Regions from separate parts of the Homo sapiens genome. Here regions 1, 2 and 3 are each linked to region 4. The links are chromatin contacts, found by Hi-C or POLR2A ChIA-PET in ENCODE. All regions are on one chromosome and are shown on one strand. The core of a region is the stretch at or near the end of the contact, and the rest is flanking DNA. Distances in the headings are between cores, read along the strand shown.

The links. A loop is a pair of places that touch in the nucleus more often than their neighbours do. ChIA-PET counts read pairs that join two places held with the same protein, here RNA polymerase II (POLR2A). Pooled maps may share reads with other maps.
Region 1: a loop to region 4 is called in a pooled map, with 8 times the contacts of the local background. The contact joins the enhancer-like site here to the promoter of P2RX1 in region 4. A Hi-C loop is called at or near these places in 1 of 168 maps with a recorded cell type or tissue (B cell), 1 of 37 single-sample maps with no recorded cell type and 5 of 50 pooled maps. POLR2A ChIA-PET finds 5 or more read pairs at or near these places in 2 of 52 experiments (H1 and MCF 10A).
Region 2: a pooled map shows a loop between it and region 4 (4-fold over the local background). The contact joins the enhancer-like site here to the promoter of P2RX1 in region 4. A Hi-C loop is called at or near these places in 7 of 37 single-sample maps with no recorded cell type and 8 of 50 pooled maps. POLR2A ChIA-PET finds 5 or more read pairs at or near these places in 3 of 52 experiments (B cell, OCI-LY7 and PC-9).
Region 3: a loop to region 4 is called in a pooled map, with 2.9 times the contacts of the local background. The contact joins the enhancer-like site here to the promoter of P2RX1 in region 4. A Hi-C loop is called at or near these places in 1 of 37 single-sample maps with no recorded cell type and 4 of 50 pooled maps. POLR2A ChIA-PET finds 5 or more read pairs at or near these places in 2 of 52 experiments (activated T-cell and endothelial cell of umbilical vein).

Annotation. Positions count from the first base shown.
Region 1 is chr17:3,761,729-3,764,768 of GRCh38, reverse strand. It overlaps ITGAE (integrin subunit alpha E), which reads left to right. Exons shown (of 31, transcript NM_002208.5): 3 at 809-900; 4 at 2,787-2,854. Among named protein-coding and RNA genes, the nearest start is that of ITGAE, 38 kb to the left of the region's middle. RefSeq lists an enhancer at 991-1,090. Within about 2 kb of position 1,313, at least 4 of the 41 ENCODE cell types and tissues checked have a DNase peak (open chromatin) inside an H3K27ac peak, as active enhancers do.
Region 2 is chr17:3,709,574-3,712,789 of GRCh38, reverse strand. It overlaps a transcript of P2RX5 not described here. Among named protein-coding and RNA genes, the nearest start is that of HASPIN, 13 kb to the left of the region's middle. RefSeq lists a silencer at 1,768-1,968. Within about 2 kb of position 1,674, at least 10 of the 41 ENCODE cell types and tissues checked have a DNase peak (open chromatin) inside an H3K27ac peak, as active enhancers do; they include B cell, OCI-LY7 and PC-9, where a contact is called at or near this core.
Region 3 is chr17:4,160,042-4,163,258 of GRCh38, reverse strand. No RefSeq gene overlaps it. Among named protein-coding and RNA genes, the nearest start is that of CYB5D2, 18 kb to the right of the region's middle. Within about 2 kb of position 1,863, at least 14 of the 41 ENCODE cell types and tissues checked have a DNase peak (open chromatin) inside an H3K27ac peak, as active enhancers do.
Region 4 is chr17:3,914,786-3,917,734 of GRCh38, reverse strand. P2RX1 (purinergic receptor P2X 1) reads left to right here and starts at 1,270. Exons shown (of 12, transcript NM_002558.4): 1 at 1,270-1,646. The coding sequence starts at 1,510. RefSeq lists enhancers at 2,097-2,166, 2,889-2,949.

The DNA of each region.
Region 1 (3,040 bases), core at 64-2,563, 150 kb after region 4:
TTGAGGCTGCCTTAATCAGGCTGAGGCAGCCACCCCCAAACCTCCAGTTCTTTTATTTATTTATTTATTTATGAGACGAAGTCACACTCTGTCCCCCAGGCTGGAGTGCAGTGGCGTGATCTCCGCTCACTGCAACCTCTGCCTCCCAGGTTCAAGCAATTCTCCTGCCTCAGCCTCCTGAGTAGCTGGGACTACAGGCACACGCCACCATGCCCGGCTAATTTTTGTATTTTTAGTAGACACGGGGTTTCACCATATTGATCAGGCTGGTCTCAAAGTCCTGACCCCAGATGATCCACCTGCCTCAGCCTCCCAAAGTGCTGGGATTACAGGCGTGAGCCGCCGCGCCCGGCCTCCAAACCTCCAGTTCTGACTGACCCACAGGATAGGGGCACCAGCGTACTCTTCTCAGGAACTAAGGCCAGGCAGGGCAGGCCCCCTGGGTGGCCCACGAGGAAGCCAGCACTGCCCCCAACAGAACCAACCCCAACGCTGGTGGTTTTCTGGCCTCCCCATCCCTGTCCCCATAAGAGAGCAGAGTTTTTATTAACCATCAGTATCACCCCTTCTTTGTCAGGGTGGGCAGCAGGCAGAGAGGGGTTGCATTTAACCATTTCCTGCCTGGTGCTGTGTAGAAGCAGAGGTTGGGCAAATGTCTTCCCCATAATCCAGAGTCTGGGCTAGGAATCTGCCGGCCAGACAGGGAGCTTGTGAGTGCAGGCAACTGGAATGGGAAGGGTGCTGGGCAGGCAGGGAGAAGACGAGGAACATCAGCCAGCTCAGCTTTGCAACCTCCCCTCCCACTCAGGCTCCTGGTCACCAGCCCCAGAACCAAGAGGACACCAGGGCCCCTCCATCGATGTTCCCTTGTCCAGGATGAAATCCTTTGCCATCCTGTAGGTAAGTCAGCCCCAACTCCAGGGAATGCTCCCCAGGACCCCCTTTCTAGCAAAATCCCCCTCATCTAAACTCAAACCATTCCAACCCCAGCCCTGCCTCATCCAGCCCGTTCACCCCTAGACTCCAGCATAACCCACAGCAAGATTCCATCCCAATGCCCAGTCCCACCCCAACCCAATCCTAATCCCCAGCCACCTTTCCTGACACAGTCCTAGCAACAGAAATGATACCTACAGCGTATTGCGTGCCCACCCTGTGCCCGGCAGTCCTCTGAGTCATTCTGTTTTCATCCTCAAAACCGCGCCATTTATAAGAGAGGAAGCTACAGTTCAGAGAATGTAGGTCTTTTGGTTGCCAGTATGACAAAGTTCACACTTTTAGTGTTGGTGGCTGATTCGAAACTCTAGCCCTTCCTGATGCAAGTCATCACACCTCAGTGCAATTCACCCCCTACATATTCAGTCTAACTGTGGCCACCCTAGTAACTAGCATGGGGCCTGACATATATTAGGTACTCAATAAATGCCATTTGAATGAATGAATGAATGAATGAATGAATGAACCTGATTCACTCATTAAACTCTATCCATCCTACCCAGTCAAACTCAGGTCACAGATTTACTGACAACCTCTTGGCTATATATATATAAATAAATAGAATCCTTGTCTTGTCTGAGGCTGGGCGCCGTGGCTCACGCCTGTAATCTTAGCACACTGGGAGGCCAAGGCGGGTAGATCATTTGAGGTCCAGAGTTCGAGACCAGCCTGGCCAATATGATGAAACCCCATCTCTACCAAAAATACAAAAATCAGCCAGGCGTGGTGGTGCATGCCTACAATCCCAGCTATTTGGGAGGCTGAGGCAGAAGAATCGCTTGAACCCAGGAGGTGGAGGTTACAGTGAGCTGACATTGCACCACTGGACTCCAGCCTGGGCAACAGAGCAAGACTGTTTAAAAAAAAAAAATCCTGCCAGGCACGGTGGCTCATGCCTGTAATCCCAACACTTTGGGAGGCTGAGGTGGGCCGATCATGGGTCAGGAGATCGAGACCATCCTAGCTAACACGGTGAAATCCCGTCTCTACTAAAAATACAAAAAGAAATTAGCCAGGTGTGGTGACGGGCACACGTAGTCCCAGCTACTCAGGAGGCTGAGGCAGGAGAATGGCGTGAACCTGGGAGGCGGAGCTTGCAGTGAGCCGAGATTGCGCCACTGCACTCCAGCCTGGGCGACAGAGCAAGACTCTGTCTCAAAAAAAAAAAAAAAAAAAAAAAAAATCCTTGTCTGAGAGGCACTGAGTTGAACAGACTCAATCTCAGTCCAGCAGGGTTGACTGAGTGATTCCATGACTGAAAAATAAGACAGTATCCTGAGGCTGACAGTGGGGAGGACGAGGAAGGAGCTACCATTTCTGCCCCTGAGGCTGGGGGCAGTAAGATTCCCCAGGATGGGTCTGTGAGGCTGGGGGGTTCCTTGGTCCACACAGCCAGTCCCACGGTATCTTGCACATTCCTTGGCACTTACATACCCACCAGGCAGTGCTTCTCCACCCACCTGCCCGACCAAACCCACTGAGGAAAAGCAGCAGGCATCCGCTGTTGCTGGACGCCCATCACCACGCTCACAAGGCTGGGCACAGAGCAGACGTCAATGGGCACGTGTTGAAAGGGTCAGCAAATGAGCCCCGGGGATGGGCACTCGGCCCTGAACGTGTCCAGTCCTGACCTTGAAGGCCCCCGCTCTAGCTTTCTAGAGGCTTCTCTGAGTGGCCAACAGTTCCTCATGGGGGCCTGACCAAGGTGGCTCTGTGCCCTCTGACCTTGGCTTCGGGTCTCTGCCTCCCAGAGTCCCCTCCTCCTCCTCACCTGGGCTTAACTTTTTCAGAGCATGTCCCCATCCCCAAGGGGAGGCACCGGGGAGTGACCGTTGTCCGGAGCCACCACGGTGTTTTGGTGAGTGCAGGAGCGAGAGGAGGGAGGGCCTTAGGGAGGCTGGTGCTAGCCCTCGTGGTTGACCCTGGTGTTGAGACCAGTTCTGACTGCCATGCTGTTCCCGAGGCTGAGTCTAGCGTCTCCCTGGTGCCAACCCCAGGGCTGACTGTAGCTCTGACCACCCTGATACCAGGGCTGACCTAGGTA
Region 2 (3,216 bases), core at 425-2,924, 210 kb after region 4:
TGCACTTTTAGTAGAGATGGGGTTTCACCATGTTAGGCTGGTCTCGAACTCCTGACCTCAGGTGATCCACCCGCCTCAGGCTCACAAAGTGCTGGGATTACAGGCATGAGCCAAATCCGGGCCCGGCCAAACTGTTTTTAAATCACTCTTTAGTTGATTCTTTGGGATTTTTCTAAGGAGACAATTTTATTTGCAAATAATGGCAATTTGGAGTCTTTCTGATATTTCTACTTTTGGCTACCCTTACTTCTTTGACTAGGACGTGGAGAGCTCTGAGAAGTAAACCGTGTACCTGGTTGTAATGGGAGGGCTTTTCTGGCCCTCCTCTGCCTGCCTCACACCTGCCTGTTATCCCAGCCCCGGCTGCTCTGCCTTTGGGTAGTTTCTAGGGCTTGGTTGGAGCAGCCCATTCACCTCTCATGGAGCCCCGTACCTTGCCAGTGTTACATCACTAGGCTGTTGGGCACCATCTGCTTCCCTGTTGATCTGATTCCATCATCTTCATTTCGTTCAGAAATCCGTCTGTGCTATCGGTCACTTGATGATATTGTTCTCTGTTTTCCAATGCTGCCACAGGCTTTTCCCCTTCCTTGTAACTCTTGGGTTGTTTCAGTGGAATTTGCCTTTGAGGGAAAACACACAGGTAAGTTTGCTTACTTATTTTCCTGTTGTGCTCAGGAGTTGTGTCCAAGTTTTCATATTATATAAAAGCCCCTGCTTTTTATACTTTTTAAAATTGCAAATAAGACCCCACTTCCATCGTCACTGGGAAGCCTGTTTGTTATTGACTTACTGAGTCGTGCTGATCCAATTGGCGTTAGAGCAAGGCAGCTGTAATCGGGGGAACTACATCAGGAACTACTTAATGAGGAGGAAGACACTTTTAAGTGCGACATGGTTAGATTTTACAAATTCATATGCTATGGCTTGGGCCAAGGTCTGTGGCATACACCTGTAGTCCCAGCTACTCAGGAGGCTGAGGCATGAGAATCGCTTGAACCCAGAAGGCAGAGTTTGCAGTGAGACGAGATCGTGCCACTGCACTCCAGCCTGGGCAACAGAGCGAGACCCTGTCTCAAAAAAATAAATAAATAAATAAATAATGAGGCCGGGCGCAGTGGCTCACGCCTGTAATCCCAGCACTTCGGGAGGCGCCGACGTGGGCAGATCACCTGAGGTCGGGAGCTTGAGAGCAGCCTGACCAACATGGAGAAACCCCATCTTCATTAAAAATACAAAATTAGCTGGGCGTGGTGGTGGGTGCCTGTAATCCCAGCTACTCTGGAGGCTGAGGCAGGAGAATCGCTTGAACCCGGGAGGCAGAGCTTGCAGTGAGCCAAGATCGCGCCACTGCACTCCAGCCTGGGTGACAGAGCGAGACTCCGTCTCAAAAAAAAAAAAAAAAAAAAAAAAAAAAAAGAATGAGTGCTGGGCTCAGCCCTGTGGAGTAACCTTTTCTCGTAATTGAATGAGGTCTAAATAACGTGGCCAATTTAGGTTTTCACACCTGCTTGGTTTCATTGGTTTCATCCCTCCAAAGTTCAGATGGTATCATGAGAGAAACAGGTTATTCGAATCTGCACTCACTATCCTGTACCAGGGCAAAGGAGAACAGAAAGCACATGGGGTACTTTCCCAGCCGGTCTTTCTTCTACAAGCTGCCTTTTAGGTGCTAGGCCTTTCTCATTTCCTTTTCACCCTCTGCCTGGGACAGGAAATGGTAGAGCTTGCATAGATCCAAGAACAGTGAGTCATGCCATAGGGCCACTCTGCTACCCAGAAAAGGACTGAGCTGGGACCCGCTGAACTTTGGATGCAGTTATTGGAGGGAACAGCAGTTTTTTTTGTTTTGTTTTGTTTTTTTGAGACAGGGTCTCGCTCTCGTTCATGCTGGAGTGCAGTGGTGCGATCTCGGCTCATTGCAACCTCCGCCTTCTGGGTTCAATCGATTCTCATGCCTCAGCTTCCTAATTAGCTGGGACTGCAGGTGCATGCCGCCACGCCCAACTAACTTTTGTATTTTTAGTAGAGATGGGGTTTCACCATGTCGGCCAGGCTGGTCTTGAACTCCCGACTTCAAGTGATCCGCTCACCTCGGCTTCCCAAAGTGCTGGGATTCCAGGCGTGAGTTGCCACGCCCGGCCTCCTGCTGTCTTAAATAATCTGCACTACTGCATTATTCTGTGCACATCTCTAATACATTTACAAGGAGGGGTTTTTGGTTAAGATTTTCTGGGTCTTCTAGTCATAATTATATTATAATGGCACCAGAATTTTACCATTACTTGAACTAGGAACAGATTCAGTATATGGAATCAAGGGAAACTTTCATTTTATTAATTTATTTATTTATTTATTTATTTGAGATAGAGTCTTGCTCTTTCTCCCAGGCTGGAGTGCAGTAGCATGATCTCGGCTCACTGCAACCTCCGCCTCCCAGGTTCAATCGATTCTCATGCCTCAGCTTCCTGAGTAGCTGGGACTGCAGGTGCATGCCACCACACCAAACTAATTTTTGTATTTTTAGTAGAGACTGGGTTTCACCATGTTGACCAGGCTGGTCTTGAACTCCCGACTTCAAGTGATCCGCTCACCTCGGCTTCCCAAAGTGCTGGGATTCCAGGCGTGAGCCGCCACGCCCGGCCTCCTGCAGTCTTAAATAATCTGCACTACTGCATTATTCTGTGCACATCTCTAATACATTTACAAGGAGGGGTATTTGGTTAAGATTTTCTGGGTCTTCTAGTCATAATTATATTATAATGGCACCAGAATTTTACCATTACTTGAACTAGGAACAGATTCAGTATATGGAATCAAGGGAAACTTTCATTTTATTAATTTTTGTTTGTTTTGTTTTGTTTTTCTTTGTTTGTTTTTTGAGACAGAGTCTCGCTCTTTCGCCCAGGCTGGGGTGCAGTAGCATGATCTCGGCTTACTGCAAACTCCGCCTCCTGGGTTCAAGCGATTCTCCTGCCTCAGCCCCCCGAGTAGCTGGAACTACAGGCACCCGCCACCATGCCCAGCTAATTTTTGCATTTTTAGTAGAGACGGGGTTTCACCATGTTAGGCTGGTCTCGAACTCCTGACCTCGTGATCCACCCACCTCAGCCTCCCAAAGTGCTGGGATTACAGGCTTGAGCCTCCACTGCACCTGGCTATTAAAATTTTTTAACTTTTACTTTTGGAGACTGGGGTCTCACCTTGTTACCCAGG
Region 3 (3,217 bases), core at 614-3,113, 240 kb before region 4:
AACCTAGTGATCCATAAAGCCCCTGTACAAATCACTACCAATCAAGCAGCTCACGTGGCCCTCACGCTGTCCTGAGCAAATGTATTCCCTTTTTCCTGTCTTCCATTTTGCTTACCCCTAGGTCAGACTAGCTGTGGTGATTGATAGAGCTCATAAAGCTCATTCTCCAGTGGCTTTTCTCCTAGTTAATATGCATGTGAAGTGTTTCCACAGGACAATCCCAAGTAATCCTCACAGCTGCCCTTGAGGCGAACAGTGCTAACCACGCTGTCACTGGTTATGATAAGCGAAGCACAAACAGTAACCAGGCACATCAACTTCCACACGTTTGCCCAGCCAGGGAGAGCACTGGGTTTTAGTTCTGCTTTTTTATTCATGAGCTGAGAGTTCTGGGCGAGTTTCCTAACTTCTTTGCCTCTGTTTCCCTATCTACATAATGGGGGCGGGACTGTAGTCCTTAACTGACAGGGTTGCCTGGAGGAAGGTGATCAGTAATGTGTCCTTCTCATCCAAGTACCCGGATTCTGGTGTGTGCACCGCAGGCTCTTCTGGCAGTATCTGCTGCCACCGGAAGAAATCTGGGGGCTCTGGCAGTAGGAAGTACTCTCAAGGCTAGGGTCCAGCCTAGGGTTGTTGCCCTTCTCTGAGGCACCCACAGACTTCTGAGCAGGCACAGTCCTAACCTCCCCATTGGGGCCAGCTTTCAGAGTACAGCTTTGCCTAGAGCAAAGTGAGTGTGGGGCGGGGCGGGGGTCACGCAGTGGCTCAGCTGTGACCAAAAAACGTCAGACTCTTCACTCTTAGATGTTTATAGAAAACTGTAATCTCAGAATGAAAAGGCAAATGTTGAAACTTCTTTCAAGATGACTTCTTTATTTTTGGGTTTTGTTTGTTTGTTTTGGGAGAGTCTCTCTCTGTCGCCCAGGCTGGAGTGCAGTGGTGTGATCTCGGCTCACTGCAGCCTCCACCTCCCCAGTAGCTAGGACTGCAGATGCGTACCACCACACCCAGCTAATTTTTGTATTTTAGTAGAGATGGGGTTTCACCATGTTGGCCGGGCTGGCCTCCATCGAACTCCTGGCTTCAAGAGATCCGCCCACCTTGGGCTCCCAAAGTGCTGGGATTATAAGCGCCCGGCCTCCTTCACAATGTTGGAGTGGAGTGCAGCTGCAAAGGCTTTGCCTTGACACTGTGCTCACTGGTGTGGCAGAGATCAGACTCGCATCACAAAGCCCAGCTCTGTCACCCGACGGTTGATGTAACTATTAGAAGAGGTGGGGAGATATTTATGCCCCTTTTCTGGGCCATAAAATGGGAACTTCTCAAGGCAGGCATAGAGATTAAATGAGAACAAGGCCTGGCCCAGCATAGTTGCCCAATATGTATGTTTTCTCCTTCCCTTCCTTCTGCCAGCAAGTCTAACTGCATGCTCAGCCTAAGCTGAGCTTATCTGTGGCTTCCATCAGGGCCTTGCCCTTCCTCCCCCATGGTTTTGCCCAGGGCCACCTGTACTGGAGAGGGAAAGGCCAGGCATTTCTCCAGTAATTACCAGCTTCTCATGGCTGAGCCCTTCAGGCCATTAAAATGACAACCTACTCTTGCTGAACCTAATTCTTTGCTGAATCCTTTGCCCTGACATGAGAGATGTGTTACCAGATTAAGTAGGAAGGTAAGTACCATAAGGTAAGTATCAAAAAGGAAATGAATTCTCAACTGAGCAAGGAACAGAGCAGGCTGCTGAAGCCAGCCAAGTCTGTCCTGGAGCCTGCACGCAGGGCTCTTGCATCAGTCAGAGATCAGGTACCCTCTAGGCACGGCCAGAGCCCGCAGCTGGCTGGAATGACTAATGCTCCTTTTTGTTTGTTTGTTTTTTGAAGGATCAGAACATCTTGGGACCTGGCCCTCACACTCTCCCTGCATTCCTACCGCAAGGACAGCCTCTGGCTGCTCTACTGGGTTTATTCCACCATACTATAAGCCCCCTGAGGTCGGAAGCCTTGCTTCCTCGACCACCCAACCCTAACGTGATGCCTGGCACATAGTAGGTTCTTGGTAAGTTATTTGCTGAATGACTAAGGAGGACTAAATCATGGGCAGTAACTAGTTTCCAGTTAGCATGGAGTTGGGGGCTGTTTCTGGTTAATAGAGAAGTCTCAGCACTGAGCTCAGGGACTGCCTAGAACTCAGAAGAAAATCCTAATTTCAGCTCTTCTTTCTGTCTGCTCCTGGTCCTGCCCCAGGGAGGGCAGAGACATACAGAAATATGGAGGAGTGAAAATGGCACCGAATCAGGCATCCAGAGCTTTGAGTTCTAGGCTCAGGTCCATGCTCAGTGACTTAAGTTCTATGTGCCTTTATTGCCTTATCTCCAAAAAGTGCGGTGGCTCACGCCTGTAATCCCAGCACTTTGGGAGGCCGAGGTGGGCAGATTGCTTGAGCCCAGGAGTTGGAGACCAGGCTGGGCAACAAGGTAAAACCCCATCTCTACAAAAATAAAAAACTAGCCGGGCATGCTGGTACGTGCCCATCATCCCAGCTACTCGGGAGGCTGAAGTGGCAGAATCTTTTTGAGCCCGGGAGGTCAAGGCTGCAGTGAGCTATGATCACGCCACTGCACTCCAGCCTGGGCAACAGAGTAAGACCCTGTCTCAAAAAAAGAAACAACTCTGCACGAACTTCCCACACGCTAGGTGCGGTGGATATAGGGGTACAGCGCTGAGTAAAGTGGATTATAGGGGCATGGTGCTGAGTCACGTGGATATAGGGGTGAGGAGCTGAGTCACATGGATATGGGGTAAGGCTCTGAGTCATGTAGATATAGGGGTACAGCGCTGAGTAATGTGGATTATAGGGGTACGGCACTGAGTAAAGTGGATTATAGGGGTACGGAGCTGAGTTGCGTGAATGTAGGGGTACAGCGCTGAGTTGTGGATATAGGGGCACAGAGCCGAGTCGTGGATATCGGGGTATGGAGCCGAGTCGTGGATACAGGGGTACGGCGCTGAGTCATGTGGATACAGGGGTACGGAGCTGAGTCATGTGGATTATAGGGGTACGGAGCTGGGTCGTGGATATAGGGGTACGGAGCTGAGTCATGTGGATTATAGGGGTACGGAGCTGAGTCATGTGGATATAGGGGTACGGAGCTGAGTCGTGGATATAGGGGTACGGCGCTGAGTCATGTGGATTATAGGGGTACAGAGCTGAGTCATGTGGA
Region 4 (2,949 bases), core at 21-2,520:
ATTAGCAGAAACTCCGCGAGGGGTGAGGCTGATCTACTTGACAAGGAGAGACTGACCTGGGTGCTGGAAGGGGCCATGGGCAGCCCTCTGTGGGTGACCCCCATTCAGACAGGCTGCCGGGATTCCCAGCCCCAGGGCCTGGCTCCCTGCCCAGAGCACTTCCAGCTCATGGCTCGCCAGCAAGAAGACTCCTTATCAGCCTTAAGGGTGGGGCGGCTCCGACGACAGGGCCGTGGGGGCTCGCCAGGGAGGCCCCTGCTTCCAGCTTGAACCTCCAGTACCACCCCGGGTGAGCTTGGGCAACTCATTTCTCTTCTCTGAGCTTGGTTTTCTCATCTTCAAAACGAGGGGTGGGGCTGGGGAGGCCTCCAGCTCTGAGGAGCCAACGTGGGACCCTCTGCCCACCCCAAACCCCTGTGTTCAGGGCCCGAGCTGGGGGTGGGAAGGGAAGGCAGGGACTGCAGAGGTGCTGTGCCCCAGACTCAATGGTGGCCTCCAGTTCTCTGTCCCGTGTTGCTGAGACCCATCCCCTGTGAGCCTCGACCTAGAAGGAACAGCCCTTATTACCCCAATTTACAGATGAGGAAGCAGGCTCGGAGAGGCAAGGTGACACCCAGCCCCCACAGCCAAGAAGTGGCAGAGCCAGGGATCTCCGAGGTCAGGCTCTCTCGGCTGGTCTTGGGCCCCCCATGGCACTGGTGACGGATGTGGTGCTGGTCTTGGCTGGGCACCTGCCACCTCTCTCCCTCTGATGGTGGCCCCGGCAGGACAGACAGTGGGAGAGGAGAGCTGGGGGATAGAGATGCCAGCTCAGCACCGAGGTTGACCGGGCACAGGCCAGGCTGGAACTCAGAGCCTCCTTCCTCTCTGCCTTGCTCGCTGCAGACCCCCAGGGACGAAGCAGCCAACCCTGGTGGGGGAGGGTGGAGGGTGGTGGATGGGGCTGGGGATGGAGGTCTCATTTTGGCAGTGGAGGGGAGTCGCGGGGAGTCCCCTAATCTGAGGAGACTCCAGCTTCCCCCAGGCCCTGGCCAGAGCTCCATCTTGCCAGGTTTTGGGGGGAGGATAACTTGAGGAGTCGACTGAGAGCTTTATCTTTGCCCCTGTGACGGGTGGCCTGTGGTTTCCTGCCAACAACTCCTGTTTCCGGAGGCCCAACAAGGCCCACGCAGAGCCAGGAGGGGCAGTGGGGCTGGGCCTGGGTGGCCCCACCAGCCCCGCCCCATCTATCTTTGGGAATTTATTTGTCCATGGGCGAGGCTGGCCTGCAGTCTGTTGCCTTCCAGGGGCCAAGAGCTGCTCTGATCACCCAGGGATTCTCTCTCCAACCCAAGTGCCTCCAGCTGACCTCTGGCTCCTGTCCTCTGGCTCCACCTGCACCGCCCTGCTCTTCCTAAGGGGCCAGGAAGCCCCCAGAAGCTCTACCATCGACGTGGGTGGTGGCACCCGGCTCACCCTGAGAGCAGAGGCCGTGCAGGGGGCTCAGTTCTGAGCCCCAGCCGGCCCACCATGGCACGGCGGTTCCAGGAGGAGCTGGCCGCCTTCCTCTTCGAGTATGACACCCCCCGCATGGTGCTGGTGCGTAATAAGAAGGTGGGCGTTATCTTCCGACTGATCCAGCTGGTGGTCCTGGTCTACGTCATCGGGTGAGTCCGGGCGCCTCCCGCTGCCTGCACCAGCCCCTACCCCGGGCCTGTCCTCCAGACTCTGACATCCCTTGCGTGACACCAGCGAGCCCCTCTTCCTCTCCATCCAGGGGAAGGCCTTCCTGGCAAGCCACTGTGCGAGAATAGAAAATCCTGCCAACTCGCTGTTGAGATGGGGACGAGGCCGGAGGGGAAGCCCTGCCCGGGGGCCTTCGGTGAACAGGAGGCAGAGTCTCTGGGTTCTGAGGAGCCGGCTCAGTGTTATGGTTCCTTTGAGTGGTTAGTGGTGTTCAGGGCCAGGGCACCACCAACCACAGCCACTGAGTCCTCGACCTCTGACCGCCTGCCAAACCAGGCCGCCACTGACACACAGAGGCCATACCCCACACCCGTCACCCCATATGACAAGTTAGAGAGAGACAGACTCTGCTGCCAGCTTCCCTGCCTGAGCAAGGGACATCCAGGGACGTTTGAGGCCCCCGGAGCAGAGAAACTCTCACATTCTGAATACCTGGTGCCTTCATGTTGGCATGTCAGGCGGAGGACAGAGATTGGTTCTGGTCCCAGGGATGATAGTTCCTTTCTGGGCATCTCCGGACCTGTCCCACCGGGCTGGGAGTGCAGAATCAGAGGCAGCGTGGGACGCTCCTGCAGTATGGTTGTCTCGGGAGCCAAGACAGGCCTGGCAGAGGCTGGCACACTTGTGAGTGTGCATATGGAGCTCTGTGCCTATATGTGTCTGGGTGTGTGTCCCTGGTGCTGAGTGCCCACATGTGGGTACCCTTATGTGTACATATGGCTGTGCCCATGTCTGCCCTGTGGCCAAGTGTCTGGGTGGCCAGTGTGTGTCCCCTGTGTGTGGTGCATCTTGTCCACTCACAGTGACTCTGCAGAGGTCTCCTGGAGGCCCCAGGGCCACTGGAGGGGGCTCAGCCCCTGCTGGGGTCCTAGGGGTGCCCAGTAGCCCCTGCCTGCCTTTGCCGTGTGATTCTGAGAGCTCTACCCTCCCCATTTTTACCATGGTTCCGAACCAGAACTGCTAAATGGAGTCCAGGGCAGGCTGACCCAGGGCCCAAACAAGGACCATGAAGTCCTAGTCCCCCGGAAACTTCTGGCGTCCAAAAGAGCCCTCCTTCTGTCCCACCAGTCCCCAGAACCTCAGAGCCGGCCAGGTGGACCCAGGGCCAGACCCCAGCCTTGACCTCTCCTCTCTCTTGTTCAGAAACTAATTTGACATCTGTGATGTCTGAGCTTGTGAGGGAAACTGAGGCCCAGAGAGGGGCAGTGGGGTTTCCAGGTCCAC